2 separate regions of the Homo sapiens genome follow, and region 1 is linked to region 2. A link is a contact called in ENCODE Hi-C or POLR2A ChIA-PET data. All regions are on one chromosome and are shown on one strand. The core of a region is the stretch at or near the end of the contact, and the rest is flanking DNA. Distances in the headings are between cores, read along the strand shown. Region 1 holds the start of LINC02660 (long intergenic non-protein coding RNA 2660). Region 2 has its middle 19 kb from the start of LINC02639.

Evidence for each region. Hi-C counts contacts between places; a loop is a spot of excess contacts on that map. ChIA-PET counts read pairs that join two places held with the same protein, here RNA polymerase II (POLR2A). Pooled maps may share reads with other maps.
Region 1: a map of mammary epithelial cell shows a loop between it and region 2 (9-fold over the local background). The contact joins the promoter of LINC02660 here to the enhancer-like site in region 2. A Hi-C loop is called at or near these places in 8 of 168 maps with a recorded cell type or tissue (B cell, GM12878, IMR-90 and 5 more), 10 of 37 single-sample maps with no recorded cell type and 15 of 50 pooled maps. POLR2A ChIA-PET finds 5 or more read pairs at or near these places in 10 of 52 experiments (AG04450, BJ, CD4-positive, alpha-beta T cell and 7 more).

Annotation. Positions count from the first base shown.
Region 1 is chr10:3,910,502-3,913,314 of GRCh38, reverse strand. LINC02660 (long intergenic non-protein coding RNA 2660) reads right to left here and starts at 1,292. Exons shown (of 3, transcript NR_183984.1): 1 at 1,269-1,292.
Region 2 is chr10:3,851,167-3,854,008 of GRCh38, reverse strand. No RefSeq gene overlaps it. Among named protein-coding and RNA genes, the nearest start is that of LINC02639, 19 kb to the right of the region's middle. RefSeq lists enhancers at 578-1,777, 2,486-2,842. Within about 2 kb of position 1,513, at least 37 of the 41 ENCODE cell types and tissues checked have a DNase peak (open chromatin) inside an H3K27ac peak, as active enhancers do; they include B cell, CD4-positive, alpha-beta T cell, GM12878 and 4 more, where a contact is called at or near this core.

The sequences.
Region 1 (2,813 bases), core at 43-2,542, 60 kb before region 2:
ACTGAGGTCCCTGTAAAGCCCTTCTTTCCCAGCCCATCTGTCTGGGGTCACTTCTGGCCCCAAGCTCTTTTCTTCCAATATTTGTACCTAACAAGCCTTTTTTTTCTTGCATTTGTACTGTTTGAATTTCATCAAGCATATAATTGTGTTTGTTCCAATGGTAAAAATAATATTTTACTATTTACCTACTTTTTTCAAAGGGCATAGGTTCTCTAAATACTAAGTGGTAGGCAGTGTGCTGAGGGCTGGGGCTGCCAAGGTGAGTCAGAGAAACCCCTGAGTGTGCTGTGCTACCTGCCCGGTGCAGGAAACAGATATCCGAACAGACGATGGGAAAGAAGTGGGTTCTGTGAAGGTGAACAAATGTCCAGGAGGGACATGGGAGGCTGCCTCCAGGGCTGATCTAAACAGACCCCCACGCCTACCCCAGGTTTTCTGGGGGTTTTACTGCTGCTGCCGCTGATGTGAAAGGCGGTCCGTGATGTTGGTGCTCTCCCTTCCCCTCTCTTCCATCCTTCCCAGAACTCTGTGCCTTGGGCCAGGCAAGCTCAACCTTAAAGAGCGGAGGAAGAGGTGAGAAAGAATGAATGAATATTGGCCGGGTGCGGTGGCTCACGCCTGTAATCCCAGCACTTTGGGAGACCGAGGCTGGTGGGCCACCTGAGGTCAGGAGTTGGAGACCAGCCTGGCCAACATGGTGAAGCCCGTCTCTACTAAGAATACAAAAATTAGCCAGACATGATGGCACAGCCTGTAATCCCAGCTACTCAGGATTCTGAAGCAGGAGAATCGCTTGAACCCGGGAGGGAGGTGGAGGTTGCAGTGAGCCAAGATCGTGCCACTGCACTTCAGCCTGGGCAACAGAGCGAGACTGTCTGAAAAAAAAGAAAAAGAAAAAGAAAAAAAAGAATGAATGAATCTACTTCTTCTTCTGTTAAGACAAAAAGGCCCCTAATATTTTTCCAGAGGAAGAGATAGAAGAGGTAATAGCAGCTGAGAGCACCTAGAAAAAAACAGCACTTCCCAGCTGTAGCTCTCTCCAGTGAAAACGCTGAACTCAGAACAAGCATTGTGAAGTCGCAGGCGAGAGAGGCCAGCTCAGGAGGGCCCCCTGACCGCCCCAACAGACCCCACTCACAATCTCTGCTGCACATCTGCCCATGGAACAATGGCACTCCGAGCTCCTGCTCCAGATCCTCATCTTCAGCTAACAAATCAGAAAGATGAACGTCCACGGGCAACGCAGAAAACATCATAGAGATCCCTACCCAGGTTTGTCCTCTTGCTCAAAGAAAGAAGGTCGTGCATTCAGGACAAGTAACGACTTGCTGTAGCTTATCTCCTTCAATCCCAAATAGTTCTCATAGTTGGCTGAGAGAGGAGAGACCAGCCGCCTGTAATACCATCTATGATGCCTGCTCCCTTCTCTCCCTTCCAACATTTCTCCTTGACAACCCCACACCAAGAATAAACAGACGGGAAGGCAAAGATGAGCTACAAAGTTTTGAGCAACAAAGCAGGTCAAGTGGGGAATGAATACTCCCCAGCAAAACACAGAGGATCCGATTCAAGAGTTCATTGTGAATATAAGCACATAGGTTAAGCCTGCATACACCGAAAATAAAAATAACCATGCCTGATTTCAAGACTGAGACAGAAGAAAAAAATTACTCAGATAGATACGGTGGTCATCTTCACAGCCTTTTGAGCTAGCCAATATTCACTTCAATTGCCTGAGGTTTGCAGTAACTCGCTTTGGGTTCTAAAAGACACAGTGGGCTCACTGTCCCCCTTTGGGTGTCCCTCTCTGCACAGATAAACCAGCGGCACGCGGAGGGCATGAGATAGAAGCCTGTCCACAAGGGAGGAATTATCTTTTACAGGCAATCTGGGAGCACCATTGAAAAATGCTCTTCTGTGATGAAATTATGAATGCTTTCACATCAAACAAAAATGTATTGTCTAAACCCTGGGTGAATATTGGATGTCATTTTTTTTTCTGCTCAGCATTTTGATATAACTATGCAATAATCTCCAAGTAATTTCATGTTTACATACACCAGGTGACACACGGCATATGTGAAATTATGGCACTTAGGAATATTAAAGGCATCTAATGCATAATGAAAACCGTATATTGAAGAATAATTTTTCTTCTACAGTTTTATAAGCAGTTGACAAAAAGCTGACAGGAGAAATTCTTCCAATAATGGAAGTACTCTCAGGTTTAATTCTCTTATAACAATTCTATTATGCATAAAGTAAGACGGAAGAAGTCATTGGCTTATGATCTAAAGGAAAGCATAATCGCAAAACTATTGCAATCAATGCTGTTGAAAATAATTCTGCAGATAAAAATTTAATAATTTTATATGAAGATACACTGAATTACAATTTTAGGTCAAGTTGATCTTTCAAAGACAGACTGACTACCTTTTTGAACAAAAAAGACTATGCCACGTGGTATAGTTTATGTCTACCCTTTGTCTAAGGAAGCAAAATACATTTGAACAATTATTTAATTGAATCTACTTAACATCATTGATTATTTACACCTAAAATAACTGCTAGCTAAATATCAGGATTTCTGTCTTAAAATTGTCCAGATCATTTCCTCAGATCTCCAAAATGTTTTGCTAATAATACATGCCTAAATAAATATACCTAATTAAGCAAAACAATGCGGATTTGGTTCATTAATCCTCTTCATCAACAAGGTCATTTATTAAACACCTATTTTGTGCTAGCCATTAAAGGAAGCTCGTGCTAATGAGCCTTTCTCCTGATAAAAAGTGAAGAGTTTGGAAGAGGCA
Region 2 (2,842 bases), core at 264-2,763:
GGGCCATAACCACTCCTAAAAAACCTTATTAGATGCAGCCCACACAGGCATTCTGCAAGGAGATCTCCGTCCCCAGGGCATATTCCTTTCCCAGGAGTGGAGTGGACGGTGCTAGGACCCAACAGCACACATGTGCAAAGTGTTTGGCCAGTGTTCTGGAACGCAGCCTGTGGCTCTTCAATAAAACTTTCCTCAGAGCAAACAAGCAGGCTCTAGAGGTAATCACACATAGTCTCTTATTCCCATTAGCAACCCCAAACAAGCAAGTGGCCTTACCCAAATAGTAGAGAAGCCTAGGTTATTTTTAAATCTGCTCAGTTGAGTGTGTTTCAGAATTTGTGATTTCCTAACAACAAAAAGCTTGGTACCACTGTTGAAATGACAGGAGAATTCCGAAGCAGGCGGAGCAAGGAGAGAGAGAGGCAACCTAGGGCAAGGCTCGCATTACAGATGAAGGCAAAGAAGGAAGCCCTATGTAGAGGAGACTCTTTCTGTCTTTGGAAAGTCTGATGAAAATCGGGTCTAGAAAACCAGCTATGACTTTGGAGATGAACAGAGGAATGCATTAGGCGGCTTTTCTCTCAACGTATTTGGCTTCCTGTATATTTAAAAATAAATGTCTTCCAAACTAGCTTCGAGGACTGCATCCACGAAAGCAGCCTGGCTGCAAAGCCCAGGAGGTCGCAGCAAGTCAGGGAGGTGGAGGCCTCTTGGTTTTCCATCATATTTCTCTGGAGGCTTCAGGTGCTCCAGGAGGGCACCGCCTGCTGAGTCGGTTCAAGTCAACACGACACAGCTGGAAACCCCACAGCCTGGGCAGTTGAGCCGCCGCTGTGTGGTGGGAACACTGCACCCCCTCTGAGCTCCCGCCACCCAGCCTTCCCAAGCCACGCTGCCACCCTCCTGCAGACCTGGGTGAAGAGGGGCAAGAGGCTGTCCTACAGAGATGCTGAGGGTGACAGCTGCAGAATCACCAAACCTTGCTTGGCTGAAAACAAACGTGAATTCCACATTTTAATAAAACAGAAATTTTAATCTTCTGGACACCTGATGATACAAGTCAACCTATTTCTTCTGAATCGCATCTGAAACCAGGAGTTATCACATATTTCAAGATAAAACCGGACCGGGCTTTAAATGTATGATATTATTTCATAATAAAATTTACTTTTTAATATACCTAATAACTGAAAACCTAATGCTACAGTCCGCCATGCTTTAAAGAGACTCACGTAATGACCTGAAGGAAAATTTCCCTCTGAGATAGTCATTTCTTGGACAACTCCTTTCATCTGTAAAGGAGGAAATGAGTCAGCTTTACTAAGCGTTATCTCATGATTGGTGTTTTGTTATTCAGTAGGCAGAGAACACATTTTGTTACCTATAAAGCCTGTTATTACCAAGGGTACAGGTCACTACTGAAACCTCCTCTTCAAACAACTACAGGTACTGTTGTCAAAGATCTTAACAGACTCTGATTGGAAAAGCGCCTGGCTGGTCACAGGACTGCATGACTCACCGCTCTGTTCAGCATTAGCTAAACACAAAGCTGAAAGAACAGAATCAGCTTCATGATGTCATTTCTTCTCTATGTGTCTTTAACATCGCTGAGATATGTTAGAGGTTGTTGAGTAATACACGAAGCTTTCAAATAAGAAGAATGTGTCTGAGATACTTAGAGTAAGAACACATTTCAGGGTTATGTTTGAATATAAACATAATACATGCTCCAGGAATTCAGGGTTTGTGTTATTTGTTGATACAAAGTGTTCCGCAAGGTTTTAGAGCATATACACTAATCACCTAGGTTGGTTAAAGTTTAACTCAACTGAAATATTTTGGACTTAAAGAACCACTTAAGATATCAAGTTCTCAGAACTGATTGAAAAGAAAGAGCTCTCATCTACAGTTACCTGAAACATACCAAAAATTTCCCTGCAAAGATCATAAATGTTTCAGAATCAAGGAGAAATATGAATACTGTTTCCATATAGGTGGTGGGATACATTAGTACCTTTCTCTCTTCTTTCTATTCTTTACATATATTTAAGGAGCAGCCATTGCTTTTCTAGTTTAAAAAAAAAGTAGAAAAAAAAGTTTTTCGTTTTTCTCAGTTAGCTCTCTATGGTGAAAAACTCAAAAGCCAAAATGATGGACTCAGTAAGTTGACAGCCACCTTAAATCTGTGTTGACACCTTTCTTTGTAATGTCAGCAAAACTGTGTGACTGAAGATGAGATCACTGTTTACCTAGCTCTGCTATTGGTCTGAAACGAGCAAGTGTGAAAGAAATTCCCATATTTATCTGTTGGTGTAACCCTTGCAGCAATCTCTCCTAAGAAGTTGAATCACTCATTTTGGTAAGACCCAGCCAAAGATGAAGAAAGTATATTTAATCCAGCTGATGAGACGACTTACTTGGGCCAGATTTAGTTGGAAAGTTGCATGCTGGGGCAGGGTAGGGAGTGTTTCATTTGGGAAACGTTTGGTATCATGTGAAAAAGTTATGTTTCTTTCAAATTGAGCAAATCACTATTTAACTTCCTTTTTCCAGCCTTGCCTGTTTGCTTCTGGGAGGCCTTAAGAAAATATAGAAGATGTGTCAGACTCAAAAGAGGAAGTTAAGAGTCTGAAATGAGATGCCACATTCCCCTTCCTTACTCCTAAGTAATATAGCTTGTTTGTTAAGAAACTTGCTTCTATACACATTGTCCAACTTGTTCTGTGAAAGTTGTAGCGTTCAAATAATGGGTAATTTGTCACTAAGTTGTACTTTCATGGAAATATCACTTGAGCAATAACTTTCTAATCTTTTTTTTTTGGAGACAGGATCTCACTCTGTC